Regions from separate parts of the Homo sapiens genome. Here regions 1, 3, 4 and 5 are each linked to region 2. A link is a contact called in ENCODE Hi-C data. All regions are on one chromosome and are shown on one strand. The core of a region is the stretch at or near the end of the contact, and the rest is flanking DNA. Distances in the headings are between cores, read along the strand shown. Region 1 holds the start of RNF145 (ring finger protein 145). Region 2 holds the start of FAM114A2 (family with sequence similarity 114 member A2). Region 3 holds the start of PWWP2A (PWWP domain containing 2A). Region 4 holds the start of RBM27 (RNA binding motif protein 27). Region 5 holds the start of LARS1 (leucyl-tRNA synthetase 1).

Region 1 (2,700 bases), core at 78-2,577, 5.2 Mb before region 2:
TTCCTACAGAGCTATCAAACTAATGGAAGGCAAGTTACTCAGAGTTTGGTTGACTGATACCTCCAGGGATTGCATTTTCTAAATACAGAGCTTGCTTTCACAATTTCAGCAGGATACAAGAGTGTTCAGAATTGGGGGTTTACCATTCAAAGGGCAGAGGCCAGAGACTTGAATTTACAAGGAGGGTCCTCAACACAGACATCGAGATTACAGTACATTAATTTCTCTTGCACATGAAGAAGTTGAGGCTTCACAATTTCAGCATGACCCAGTATAGTTGCAACATCTTACCCATCACTGGGTGTGTATCTTCTGTGTACACTGGCCCTTTCAACATCTAAGGCCAGGCTAGGTGCTCATAGCAACTGGCTCCCCAGGAACTAACGAAAGAGAAAGCAAGAAACAGTGGAGGGGTTTTGGTGATGGTGGAAGGCAGGGGAGATAGAAGTGGGGGTTGCAGAAGGTCGTGGTGAGGCAGAGTGGCAGACAAATGGGGAATGAGAAGTCTTGCCAAGCCCAGAAGACTATCGTTGTGTAAACACACAATATGCTTCAGGCTATGTATTCTGGGCAACAGTTCCTGCCCTAAAAGGTGTGGACATTTAAATTAGGGTAGGATTGCGCATTCTGTGATAGAGACTGGCACAGAGACAAAGTGGAACTCCTCTACGTTGGGGAGGGGAAAACATACATTAGCCTGTTTTGAACCTTAGACCAAGACAAGACAAACACACAAACACCATTTAATTTCATACTGCAATAAAATTCTTTGTACCAAACCATGGGATCAAAATTGTTACAGATACTCAGTGAACAGTTCCAATGCATTCATTCATCCAGTCACTTACTCCACAGGGGTTTGAGTGCCTGCACTTGGTGCTGGGCACGGCTGAGCCATCCCAGACGCCAAGGAGTTTACAGTCTAGTCCAGTCAGTGACGAGGTTAAAACGAATTCTCGCATCATTGCTACTGCGAATGCACCGGGACAGGATCAGCCCTTCAAATTCTCCCACGTGGTCCCTGCAGGTGAGTGTGGGTGTGAGCGCTTGCGGCCCGTGGTGTTTGGGAGTGAGAGAGCACGTGTGTCAGAATGGCGCCTGTCACAGTGCGCGTCCAGGTGTCTCTGCAGTACGCCTCTCCATAGCCACCCGAGCCGGGCTGTATGGGCTTGGCTAGGCTTATGTCTCCCGCCCACGCACCGGAGGCGGTGCGGAAAGCACTCCGCGGGCGCGATTGTGAGTGAGCGCGGGCGCGCGCGGGAGGGGCGCGCCGCGCTGGCTGGGCCGCGCGCAGGCGCAGAGTGCGGAAGTCGGGCCGCGGCCGCCGCAGAGCGCCGGGGGCGGGAGGAGCAAACGCAGGAGGCCATGGCCGCCGACGCCGGCGCCGGCTGCTAAGGGGCTCGGCCCGCGAGCGCCTGCTGCCGCGGACGATGGTGACCGTACGGGCCGGGCCGCTGCCGCTGCCGCTGCCTCCGCCTCCCCAGAAGCAACATCCGAGGCTCGGCGCAGAAGAGCCGCCGCTGTGAGCCGTGCCGTACCGGCCCCCGCCGCCGCCCGAGGAGAACGGGAGGGCGGGCGAGAGAGCCGGGGAGTTGCGGAGCCCGCCCGCCGGCAGCGCCGCTCCCCAGGGAGGGAGTCCGCAGCCTGAGGTGACCACGCCGCCCGCCCGGCCCCTTCCCATCCCCGCGCCCCCCGGCCGCTTCCCACGGCCTCCCTCCCCTCCCCCATCGCGTCGCAGGCTCCTTCCTCTTCTCCCTGTTCGCCCCTTTCCTTTTATCTCGCTTCACCTCCCTCTTCTCCCTAGCATTGGAGGAGTCCACATCCCCTCTTCAGCCGCAGCACCCCTCCCTCCCATCCTCTAGCTCTTCCCGCGGTGGTCGCCTCCCTCCGACCCTGCTCTCCCCTCCTGGGCCCCGCGCAAAGCCCCCTCTGTTCCAGCTCCCGGGCCTCGGCTGCCTCCCCGCCCTCCCATCCCTTCCTCTTCCCAGGGCCTGGAGCGCTCCCTTACATTCCTGAGATGCCCTTCCTCGGGGCTGTCCCCCTTTGCCTCCCCAGCATCCCATTTCTAGGCCTTTTTCAAGACCCTTCCAGAGCGGCCCCTTTCCAGCTCCCTTTCTCGTTTCCATTTCCAACTTTGCCTCTTTTGCCTCTTTGTTCACTTTGCTTCCAAGCTCCCCTCCCTCTTTCCCTTCGTCTTACCCTGCTTTGATCTACGCAGCCCCAAACTCAAGCTCCCCGCTTTCAGGTGGTGCGAGGTTGTTTGGGGGTGCGGAAGGGCCTGCCAGTCCATTTTTCGAGGGGGGCCCATTGCTCTGCATCCCGTCCGTCAGTCCCTTTTATAGTAAGAGGGCTCCTCATCCCTTCCTTTTTGTCCCCGTGGTTTCCTCTGTCTTGCCATCCCTTCTGTCTTCTCCCTCCAATACTGCTTTCCCCACCCAAGGACCCTCAGACCCGTGAACCCCCTTTCTGGAATGAGTTCCCTTTCTGTTCGGGGATGCTGAACTTCGCCCGCGTTTTTCTTCGCGAGCCTTTTGGTACGTGGCGTGGCGCGACAGAGTCAGCACCCTTGGCGAGATAGGAGGGGAGCTCTCGAGCCTCTTTCCTGGAAGAGTTTTTGCTGAACGTAATCTCTTAGCCCCGCGGCGGCGGCGGCCCGGTTGCTGCTGCTACTGCTGCTGCGCTGCCTGCTTGCCGCGAGCT
Region 2 (2,700 bases), core at 192-2,691:
CCATTCTCAATAATTTTTCATTTTGGAAAATATCCTTTACAGAAATGCTATCTATGTTAACATATAATGAGTTTATTTTAAAATGAATAACCTTTGTTGAAAGTTGTTTTCTAAAATAGTAAATATTGATAGCTATTATAAACAAAAACCCTTTGAAGTTCTCAATACATTTTAAAAGTATAAAGAAATTCTAAGATCAAAAAGTTTGAGAACTGCTGCTATAATTATCAGCAGCATTTAAAAAATAAGTGGCTTCCCAAGATTCCATACTTTAGCCCCAAATTCTATGCATTTTCCATTACAACAGAAAATCAGAGGAAATGATCCATTTTATATTTAAGCAGGGGTTTTTTTGTTGTTGTTTTTTGGAATTTTAACAAGCTTCCAGGTGATATTGATGAACCTAAATTTAGAGAACCACTGTCAAAAGCAAAGGAAAATATCTGAAGAGTTTTAGAAGTGACAATTACTCTTATCTGGGAATTAAGATGATAATTCCGAGGGCATTAAATGGAGTTGGAAAACATGAGTTCTTAAAGGCTAAGTCCCTTCACCTCTCTGGGATTCAGTTTTTCTTATCTGTACAATAAGATTGATTTTAATATTTTACTAGCTCTGTCAGTCTGGATTTCATGCATTTTCACTGCTCGAGGGCAACAGAAGAGTTGCATCTTTCTGATGAGGTCCCAGGAGTAATCTTAGAGTCATAAATCAGATCATGTCATTCATCTGCTTAGAAACCTTCAATGGTTTTCCACTGGATTCCAAACAAAAATCAAACTCTTTATCCTTGCTCATAAGCCTTACAAGATTTGGGCTCAAGTCCCTGGCCTCATCTCTCTCCATTCTCACCTTGCTCCTTTTGCTCTAGCCAGTGGCCTTTGTCTTTTCCTTGACTTTGCTAAGTTTGTTCCCACTATATGGCCTTTGCACGCGCTATTCTCTCTGCCTGGAATGCTCTATTCCAGATTTTCATACGGCTTATTACTCTCCCACTTCGTTCCATCACATTATCCAGTCTAAATTTCTTTACAGCACTTACTACCACCTTAGATAATCCCGTTTGTTGACTTGTTTATAATCTGCTTTTCGCACTGCTTGAGAGCAGGGCCCTTCCGTTCGTTGACTGATGTGTCCCTGGAGCCCAGGGCAGTGCCTGGCAGGTATCTGGCTCTCAGTAAGTGTTCGATGACCGAACTCCCACACCCAGGCCAGACTTTCAAAAGAATGGCAAACATTTTCGCCTCCTGCACTCCCGACCCCAAGCCACAGGCTACGACTCACGCCTCGGCGCTCCTAGTAGTCCCCTCGCAGCGACCCCAACCAAGCCGTCACCTACCCGACCGCCGTCTAGCTCCTTCCGGCCTCAGCGGCGGCTTAACTCGGAAGTTTTCTCGGACACACCGGCACGCCTCTGCGCTGAAGGAGCACTTCCGGGGCAGTAGGAACGCCGAGTCGGCTGCCGTGGCTGTGCTGAGGGTGGCGGCCGGATAGGTGCGGAGCTTCCTGAACGAGGCAGGAGGGGTGCGAGGTTCAGGGGCAGGGCCCGGGCAGCCGAAGTCGTTAGGGAGGCGGTGACCTGACGGTGGGCGGCGGACATCTCGCGGCAGGGTCGAGGGCTGTGAAAGCGGTTTAGTGATTGAAGCGCTACGTTTGTGTGAGGAATTCTTGTCGTTGTCAGCGCCTGAGAACTTAGTTGGGAGCGGACGTTTACGTCGAATCTCTCGTTTGGGACCCCATTCTTGAATGTGGGAAGAAGTGAGAGCGCATGTTTGCTCATCTAGAGACAGCCGTATTAATAACGATAGGATACAAACCATCACCCCACCAAGTGATAGCAGCTGTTAACCTGTGGGCGGTTACGTGCCGGTCACTGTTCCAAGCCCCTCACATATCGCGTCACTGAATCTTTATAGGGACCCAGAACTCCATTTGACAGATGAGGAAACGGAGAGGCAGACAGGTGACCTGACTTCCCCACAATCGCTGCAGGACAGGAAGAAAGTAAACTCCAGAGCCCGTGCTCTTAGCTACTAAGCTGTACTGCTCTTCATTTTGGTAAATGGGGCGGGTGGAGTGTATATATACGTAATATATATGTGTGTGTGTAAGCGTATGCGTTTTTATTTCTTAAAAATATGGCTCAGCCGTATTTATTTACAGTTATTGGAATCTTTCTCCTCCAACTGAGAAAATAACTGGAGGAGAAACTACAATTATTTCTACACGCTTACTACACAATGCCTGGAAGACTTACAAAAACACTAAATAGTGCAGTTCCACGTACTTGGTGTTTATTCCTTTTTTTTTTTTAACCTTTCTCCTAGATTATGAATGAGTTGAGGAAAGAGATGGTACAGTCATTCTAATAACGATAGTAATGATAATATAAACAACCATCACCATAAAAAATTCTCTTCTGGCTTAGCTCAAATATCTGGCACAAATGAAAGAATAGAGATAACCAGTGTTTAATATTTTAGTAAAGGGACTGTTTTGGCAGGGCATGGTGGCTCACGCCTGTAATTTTAGCACTTTGGGAGGCTGAGGCAGGGGAAGATTGCTTGAGGCCAGGCCTAGGGTTCAAGACCAACCTGGCCAACATAGCGAGACCCTGTCTTTAAAAATATATTTTGGAGTATGTCCTTCCAGTCTTTCATGGAATTATATGAATTTATGTAATATGTATATTATATATTC
Region 3 (2,700 bases), core at 148-2,647, 6.1 Mb before region 2:
TGGTGATATTTGTTTATTGCTATTTTCAGTCTTTTCCATGTAAAACTGAAATTCTGACTATGCAATTTACCAGCCGAGTAACCTTGGGCACCCTCTTTGTGCCTCAAAATTTTAAGGATTGAGATGATATGCTATAGTGTTTGTATTAGTGCCTGGTACATGGTACTCAAAAGACACTAGCTGTAATTATTCTTCAGGACTTTATTTTTTTTACTTTCATTGCTAGCAGTTTTTCTACCCTCTCTCCTGCAGGCATTCTCCCAGAAAAAAGGCTGACTCTGTGGTGCCATTTGAGAGAAATAGGTTCAGTAGATTCTTCCAGAGATGACAAACGAAAAGACTTGATGTGGAAGTAAGAGAAGTAGGGGCGTCAGGACACTGAAGTGAGAGATCTTTTGTTCTCGTGGCATTGGAGAAGCCAGGAAAGAAAAAGGCTTTAGCAGGGACCAGGTGCGTCCACTTTGCAAGTGGATTTGGAGAGAACAAGCAGTGTTCACATATCAGTCCAGCAATGTCTCAAGACTCCTTCCTGGAACAGTCATCAGTTTAATCCAGTGAGGATGGTGTCTCTCTTCTTTCATGAGCATTTTCCTATTTCTGAAATATTAATAAATAGGTGCTTTGTTCCTAGGAAGTGGAGAGAAGTCAAGGAAAATACTCATCATACTCCTAGAAGTCAAGGAAAATACTCCTCGTACTCCTCATGGCCGCTGGAGCCCGCTGCTATGAGGTTATGGAGAACGTCTTGAACATTCCATTCCCCAGCACCTAGTGCAGTGACTAGCATAGTAGGCACTCAAAAAGTGTCTGTAGGATTGTATTTCAAACTTTAGTTGTCTTTCCCAAAGAAGCCTGTCGTGCCCACACGCGGCCGCAAGAAGTCCGCGCCTAGAAATAACATTTATTCTAAGGATCTCTGCGCAGAGATTCTTGGGAAGCGGTTCCCCTCCCGCATTCCCTTGTTACTCCTCCCCTCGGCCGCCTTTGAAAGAAGTGGCACGCCACATGATTCCATCCTTTCTCCCACCTCCAAAGACCTGGCTGATAATGGGCAGGAGCGTAGGCCAACCATAAAACTTTATTTCCTCTTCCAGCCAATAGCAAGAGGCGATGAGTATATGGCTCCTCTTTTGTGACTTCCCCCGCCCCCTTTGATTCCGCCCCCTATTCCTCCACTCAGATTCCACACTTGACAACACATCTGGCCAATGAGAAGTTCCTACTCTGCGTGGGAAGGATGGACTGACTAGATGATAGACGTCCATCCCTGGCCAATGGAATATCAAAAGTGCGGGAGGGGTGTAGAATGCAACCAATGGCGAGGTGCCAGAAACGAGCATCAGGGAAAGGGCGGGACGAAAGTGTTCGCGGGAGGGAGGGGAAGGCCCAGGGAACCAAGCAGCGCTGTCGCCGCCGCCGCTGCAGCCGGAGTTGGAGGAGGGAGAAGCTAGGAAGAAAATGGCGGCCGTGGCTGCAGAGGCGGCAGCGACTGCAGCGTCCCCCGGGGAGGGGGGCGCCGGCGAGGCCGAGCCGGAGATGGAGCCCATCCCCGGCAGTGAGGCCGGCACTGACCCCCTCCCGGTCACGGCCACTGAAGCGTCTGTGCCGGATGGCGAGACTGACGGGCAGCAATCCGCTCCTCAGGCCGACGAGCCGCCGCTCCCGCCGCCACCGCCGCCGCCGGGGGAGCTCGCCCGCAGCCCAGAGGCGGTGGGGCCGGAGCTGGAGGCTGAGGAGAAACTGTCCGTTCGGGTGGCGGAGTCGGCGGCAGCCGCGCCTCAGGGAGGGCCGGAACTTCCACCTTCTCCTGCATCGCCGCCGGAGCAGCCCCCGGCTCCCGAGGAGCGCGAGGAGCCGCCGCTGCCTCAGCCCGTAGCCCCGGCGCTCGTGCCGCCGGCGGGCGGGGACTCCACGGTGTCGCAACTGATCCCGGGCTCGGAGGTGCGGGTCACGCTGGACCACATCATTGAGGACGCGCTTGTCGTGTCGTTCCGCTTCGGGGAGAAGCTCTTCTCCGGGGTCCTCATGGATCTGTCCAAAAGGTACCGCGCCCGCCCCCAGCACCCTCCGGTCCGCTGGGTCCCCAGGGAGGGAGTGAGCCCGGGCGGCCCCCTCTCCCCGAGCCCTCGCTTCCCCGCTGCCCGGGGCCCCGCCCTCTGGTCCTGCGCGGCGCGTGGCGCGCGCTCCGAGTGGGGCAGGCGCGCGAGACCGGGAGAGGGCGGTCCCGGCCCCAGGTGGGCGCCTGCGGGGCAGGTGTGCCACCAGGTGGGAGGGTGCAGGTGCAGATGGGCTCACAGGTCTCACCCCTCACGCCTGGTCTTCTTCTGCGACTTGGCCTGGAGTCACCGTCACTGGGCGGGTGGGTTAATGCAAGATGCAGATGGATTTTTGCAGAGAACGGAGTGTTGGACGGGGGGACGGGGGGGCGGGGGGCATTGCTTGCGAGGAGGCACTTGTCTGTCCTCTAACGTTTAACTTTAGCGGGATTGGAGAAAGGGGTGTGTACATTGGGGTTCCCAAAAGGTTACCTGTCACTCCTTACAGGGGGAAGAGCATTTGTTAAAATGAACCTTTTAACTGTAATTCTTACGGTTAGAAGTCATTCCCGTTAGGTTAACCATTCAACAGAGAAGCATATTTTGCTAATTTTAATGATAGTTTAAGAAAAGTTTAAAGAAGAGATTGGAGATTTTTAAAAAA
Region 4 (2,700 bases), core at 65-2,564, 7.8 Mb after region 2:
TTCAAAAAAAAAAGGTTATAAAACAAAATGTTGATACATCTGTTACCTCTTTCAAGCCTCCCAATAACATTTCTACTAACACCACCCAAAATATTTTTAAAAGACAGGTCTCTCATTCTTTTCGGTCCCTCATACTACACCCCAATTATCTTCAGGTGTCCTCTCAATCTTACAAAAACATTTACAAAACTGTCCTCTCAATGGCACAAGAATACTTACAAATCTCTTATTCTTTCTACCGCTCCTTTTATTCCTCCAACACCACCTGTATCTAAAAATCCCTACATACTGTTAGGTATACTCCTCCACCAATTAATGCTGCATACCAGTGTAGCCCTTTCAACCTTCAACTAAACTTACAGAAACCTCTTTTTTCCAACCTCTATGTATCTAAAAGTCATCAGTTCCCCTAGCACTATCAAGCCCTCAATAATACTTTAAAATCCCTTAATATCCTTGCTATCACACTTATCACCTCCCCAATAATTTCTAAAACCCTTCAATGCCCACACATCCTTTTCATCTACTCCATAGTATTTTTCAAATCCTTCAATATTCTTGATCCCTCAGAACTTACCAATAATCGCTATACAGTTTCAATGTCCCTGCTATCCGCTTCTGCCCTCATATTTCGAAAATGCCCTCGATATTTTGCTTCTAGACCTTTCAGTCCCGGAATAATAATGTTTATCAAACCCTTGATATTCTGCTATTCCCTTCGACATCTCAATATTCACATTTTAAAAATCCCTCAAGAGCCCCGTTACCTCTCTCTCAGTTCTCAAACAGCAATGTTTTAAATTCCCTCACGGCCCCTGCTACCCCTTCCAGCACCCCGATATTTGCGTTTGAAAAGCCTTCGCTGTCCTTGCCTGCCCCCCCAGTCCCCATATTCACGGCGCCTCTCCGTCCCCAGCGCTCCTCTCCCACCCTCACCCCCACCACAATGGTGATAGTACTACAGGGAAGGCGTCGCCGGGACCTCCCGGCCGCGGCCCCTCAGCGCCGCCCCCCACGCCACCTCCCCTCCCCCACGCCCCCGCGAGCCCCCAACGCCCACGTTCGCCGGCCCCGGCCCAGCCCGGCTCACTCACATCGGCTCCAGTAACTTGGCCAGCCAGGACTTGAGGGCATCCACATCCTCTATGAGCATGGTGCAGGGAAGGCGGGCTCGGCCGCCGCTCTTCTTCAGGCCTGCCGTGGGTCTCCACTACGCCGCCCCCTCACGTTCCCTTCACAGCTCCCGGTGCCCCAGCCCACCGGGCATCTTAGGAGACTTCAACCTACTCCCCCGGCCGGGGCCTAACAGGAACTAACCCAAGAGCCCTCACTCAACCTAGCCCGAAGGCTGAGGTGGGCGGGAGACAGTGCCGAGTGGCAGGCCTGAGAACCAGTAAGAGAGAGGGGGCCCTGAGGGCAAGACCAATGAAAAGGCTCGCTCGCCCCGCCGGCAGGCGGTACCCAGTCAGGGAGGAGAGATATAGCAAGGTAGGTGGAGAGCTTAAGTGAACTCCTGGTGCAAGATGGTATCTTGGAAAAGGTGCTTTGCCTCTTAAAGGGGCAGCGGCGCCTTTTTTTGACCACGCCGCCGCCCGCCGCGGAATACCGGTGTCTGCTGCTGGGAGTGCCTGGGGGAACCCGGCGAGCCCCTCAGCCTGGTTCCTTCCTCTCGTTTTTCTTGGAAACACACACTCGTGTCCCGAAATGACTCAGCTGTAGTAAATCTGCAACACAACGTGCAATACGTTCACGTTCGACACATTGCACAGAATGCAAAATTTTACTTTTTTTCTTTACACACTCATGTTGATTGGCACTCACGTTTGTATTTTCTGCTGCTCTGCTTTAATTACGCAGAATGTTTCTGACAACCATGCCTTGGAATCCAGTAATCGTCATTTTTAAAACGTGGCGCACGGATGTAAAAGGCTGAGGCCATTTCAATTTTGCTAGTACTATTAATAAATGTTGCTTTATTTAGGAAGAAAAATGACTCCAATAGTTTGTTTTTAATTATCTTTTCATTGTATATCTAAAATTCAGTGGTTGGGGGACGGGAAGGGAGAATTTTAATCAGCAAAGAAGGATTACAAAAAAATTTTTAAGACAAATTAGAAACTACTGAAATAGTCAACTTACTTTCTAGTAGGTGAGAAATTCTTTCTGGAGTTTTGAAATCACTGATTTAGCACTGATGTTAAAATGTTTACCCAATAACATATACTGAGTCCCTGCAATTGCCAGCACTGAGTAAGGCACTAGGAGTCCAATGCTGAGCAAAACAGAGCTTCTCCTCTTAAGATGATGAACAGTTTATGGGGTTATGCATTGTAATAACATTTTGAAAAATACCTAATGAGCACGCACCTCATATAAAAGAAATGGATCAACCTCAAATAAACAGACATCCTATATATACATAGAACAGGTATAGGCAAACTTCTGCAAAGGATCAGATACTAAATATTTTGGTTTTGTGAGCCTTGAGGTATCTATGGCAACTACTCGTCATACAATGTCTTGGCTTAAAATTAACCAGGGACAATATGTAAATGGAATGATTGTGGCTGTATTACAAACATTTATTAAAATTATATAAAATTTTAAATTTATATAATTTTCACATACCATGAAATATTATCTTTTCATTTTTTTCTCCATTTAAAAATGTAGGCCAGGCTGGGCGCGGTGCCTCACACC
Region 5 (2,700 bases), core at 70-2,569, 7.9 Mb after region 2:
AAGCAATTTTCCTGCCTCAGCCTCCCGAGTAGCCGGGACTACAGGTGCACGCCACCATACCCAGCTAATTTTCGTATTTTTAGTAGAGACGGGGTTTCACCATGTTGGCCAGGCTGGTCTCAAACTCCTGACCTCAGGTCATCCGCCCACCTCGGCATCCCAAAATAATGGGATTATGGCCACCGCCCCTGGCCCTGTTTGGTAGTGGTCTAAATAGTCTGAGTCAGGCAATGGGACCAGGTAGGCTTTCAGTCTCTTGCTTAAAAATGGAGATTGTTGGCCGGGCACGGTGGCTCACGCCTGTAATCCCATCACTTTGGGAGGCTGGGGCGGGCGGATCACGAGTTCAGGAGATCGAGACCATCCTGGCCAATATGGTGAAACCCCGTTTCTACTGAAAATACAAAAATTAGCTGGGCGCGGTGGCGCGCGCCTGTAGTCCCAGCTACTAAGGAGGCTGGGGCAGAAGAATCGCTTGAACCCGGGAGGCGGAGGTTGCAGTGAGCCGAAACCGCGCCACTGCACTCCAGCCTGGAGACAGAACGAAACTCCCTCTCAAAAAAAAAAAAAAAAAAAAAAAAAAAAAAGGAGATTGTTGGCTAGGTACGGTAGCTCACGCCTGTAATCCTAGCACTTTGGGAGGCCGAGGGAGGCAGATCACGAGGTCAGGAAATCGGGATCATCCTGGCTAACAAGGTGAAACCCAGTCTCTACCAAAAATACAAAAAATTAGTCGGTGTGGTGGCGCGCGCCCATAGTCCCAGCTCCTCGGGAGCCTGAGGCAGGAGAATTGCTTGAATCCGGCAGGCCGAGGTTGCACTGAGCCAAGATCGCGCCACTGCACTCCAGCCTGGGCGACAGAGCGATACTGCGTCTCAAAAAAAAAAAAGGAGATTGTCAATACGCGGTTATACAATGTCTAAATGCTGGGCTGTTGAATGCCACTGACAGTAAAAAATATCTGTGCATAGTGGCAAGCCATAAGTAGCACCTCAGTCACCGTATAGTAATTAACTGCGTATCCTGGCATCCCGACAGGCAACCAGCTCTACCGGGTGAAAAGGTTGATGGCCAAGGGACTCCAACCTAACCAGGGCGCACTCGCGGCATTCTGCGATCCCGCACTGCATCATGGACTTTGTAGTTCAACATGCCAGTGACGTCACTGCCGGTTCCCCTCTGAGTGGGCCTATCGGGTAGACTTCCGATAACCCGTTTTTCTCTGGGAATTGTAGTCAGTTAGCGCCTGCTGGGTGTCTGCTCGGGTGGTCTGGGAACTACAATTCCCGGCGGGCTGTGAGATGCCTTGGCTGTAGTTAGTAAGGAGCCGGATGATTGCCTCAGCAGGTGTGAAGCGTGTGCTTTAGTTTCGTGGGAGGCCTGGCATCCCCGAGAGGGAGGGGAAAGGTAACCACTCCTTTGTGGAGGTCGCCAGGGTCATTGTCGTGGATTTGCACAGTCGGCTGGGCGGTGCAATGGCGGTGAGTTTGAGCGAGAAGAATCCGCAGGGGCCCTGGAGCCGGACTGGCCAGTCTCTAGGGGCTCTCCATGTGCTGTCCTGAAGGGAAAGTCCTTTTCTAAAAGAGAGCCACGCTTAAGGCGTGCCTTTCGTAGAGACTTTGCTTTTTCTTGCTAGTTTATGAACCACGAACTGATGTCTGTTAACTTTACGGAGTACTTGGATATCATATTTGTTATTTCTCTGGAGTTTCTAAAATCGAGGTGGAGAGCCGGGCACGGTGGCCCACGGCTGTAATCCCAGCACTTTGGGAGGCCGAGGCGGGTGGATCATTTGAGGTCAGGAGTTCGAGACCACCCTGGCCAACATGGTGAGACCCCGTTTCTACCAAAAATACATAAATTAGCCGGGCGTAGTGGTGCGCGCCTGTTAACCCAGCTACTCGGGAGGCTGAGGCAGGAGAATTGCTTGAACCCGGGAGAGGGAGGCTGCTGTGAGCCAGGATCGCGCCACTGCACTCCAGCCTGGGCGACAGAGTGAGACTCCGTCTTAAAAATAAAATAAATAAATAAACAAACAAATAAAGCCGAGGTGGAGAGAGGAGTATGTAAGTTGATTCCTACTTACAGCAAAAAAAAAAAAAAAAAAAAAAAAAAAAAAAGAAAAAATTGAGCGCCTCTCCGTAAAACAGACAAAAATCTCTCTTTTCATAGTGTTTATGTGTGTGGGTAAAATACATTGTAAAATATTGTGTCAGGTGCTGATAAATGCTGTGGGGAAAAAATAGAGCAGGAAGGGGTGCTAGGGAGTGTACGGTGGGGTAGTACAGTTGCAATTTTTAAAAATTTTTTTAAATTTGGGAGATGTTCTCACTCTGTGACCCAGACTGGAATGCAGTGGCGTGATCATGGCTCACTGCAGCCTGGACCTTAGGGCTCAAGCGATCCTCACACCTCAGCCTCCCCACAGCTGGTACTGCAAGCGTGCTCCATTACACCCTGCTAATTTTTTGTATTTTTAGTAGAGACAGGGTTTCGAACTCCTGGGGTCAAGCGATCCTTCTGTCTCAGCCTCCGAAAGTGCTGGGACTACAGGCATGAGCCATCCCGCCTGGTTTTATTTTTTTTTGTTTTTTGTTTGTTTGTTTGTTTTTTTCTTGAGACGGAGCCTTGCCCTGTCGCCAGGCTGGAGTGCAGCGGCGCGATCTCGGCTCACTGCAACCTCCTCCTCCCAGGTTCAAG

The links. Hi-C counts contacts between places; a loop is a spot of excess contacts on that map. Pooled maps may share reads with other maps.
Region 1: a pooled map shows a loop between it and region 2 (7-fold over the local background). The contact joins the promoter of RNF145 here to the promoter of FAM114A2 in region 2. A Hi-C loop is called at or near these places in 6 of 50 pooled maps.
Region 3: a pooled map shows a loop between it and region 2 (15-fold over the local background). The contact joins the promoter of PWWP2A here to the promoter of FAM114A2 in region 2. A Hi-C loop is called at or near these places in 6 of 50 pooled maps.
Region 4: a pooled map shows a loop between it and region 2 (7-fold over the local background). The contact joins the promoter of RBM27 here to the promoter of FAM114A2 in region 2. A Hi-C loop is called at or near these places in 2 of 50 pooled maps.
Region 5: a loop to region 2 is called in a pooled map, with 10 times the contacts of the local background. The contact joins the promoter of LARS1 here to the promoter of FAM114A2 in region 2. A Hi-C loop is called at or near these places in 2 of 50 pooled maps.

What each region holds. Positions count from the first base shown.
Region 1 is chr5:159,208,180-159,210,879 of GRCh38, reverse strand. It overlaps RNF145 (ring finger protein 145), which reads left to right and starts at 1,327. Exons shown (of 11, transcript NM_001199383.2): 1 at 1,327-1,649. It overlaps LOC107986468 (a long non-coding RNA gene), which reads right to left. Exons shown (of 2, transcript XR_001742943.2): 1 at 2,200-2,700; 2 at 728-1,021. RefSeq lists enhancers at 855-954, 2,542-2,661, 2,561-2,700 and silencers at 1,125-1,414, 1,455-1,644.
Region 2 is chr5:154,037,651-154,040,350 of GRCh38, reverse strand. It overlaps FAM114A2 (family with sequence similarity 114 member A2), which reads left to right and starts at 1,441. Exons shown (of 14, transcript NM_018691.4): 1 at 1,441-1,494. It overlaps MFAP3 (microfibril associated protein 3), which reads right to left and starts at 1,384. Exons shown (of 3, transcript NM_005927.5): 1 at 1,340-1,384.
Region 3 is chr5:160,118,147-160,120,846 of GRCh38, reverse strand. It overlaps PWWP2A (PWWP domain containing 2A), which reads left to right and starts at 1,397. Exons shown (of 2, transcript NM_001130864.2): 1 at 1,397-2,042. The coding sequence starts at 1,459. RefSeq lists silencers at 1,272-1,321, 1,482-1,581, 1,682-1,861, 1,982-2,401 and an enhancer at 1,346-1,845.
Region 4 is chr5:146,202,219-146,204,918 of GRCh38, reverse strand. RBM27 (RNA binding motif protein 27) reads right to left here and starts at 1,314. Exons shown (of 21, transcript NM_018989.2): 1 at 1,095-1,314. The coding sequence starts at 1,153. RBM27-POU4F3 (RBM27-POU4F3 readthrough) reads right to left here and starts at 1,314. Exons shown (of 20, transcript NM_001414499.1): 1 at 1,095-1,314. The coding sequence starts at 1,153. RefSeq lists enhancers at 1,099-1,258, 1,729-1,878.
Region 5 is chr5:146,181,269-146,183,968 of GRCh38, reverse strand. It overlaps LARS1 (leucyl-tRNA synthetase 1), which reads left to right and starts at 1,319. Exons shown (of 32, transcript NM_020117.11): 1 at 1,319-1,481. The coding sequence starts at 1,476. RefSeq lists enhancers at 1-727, 1,636-1,795.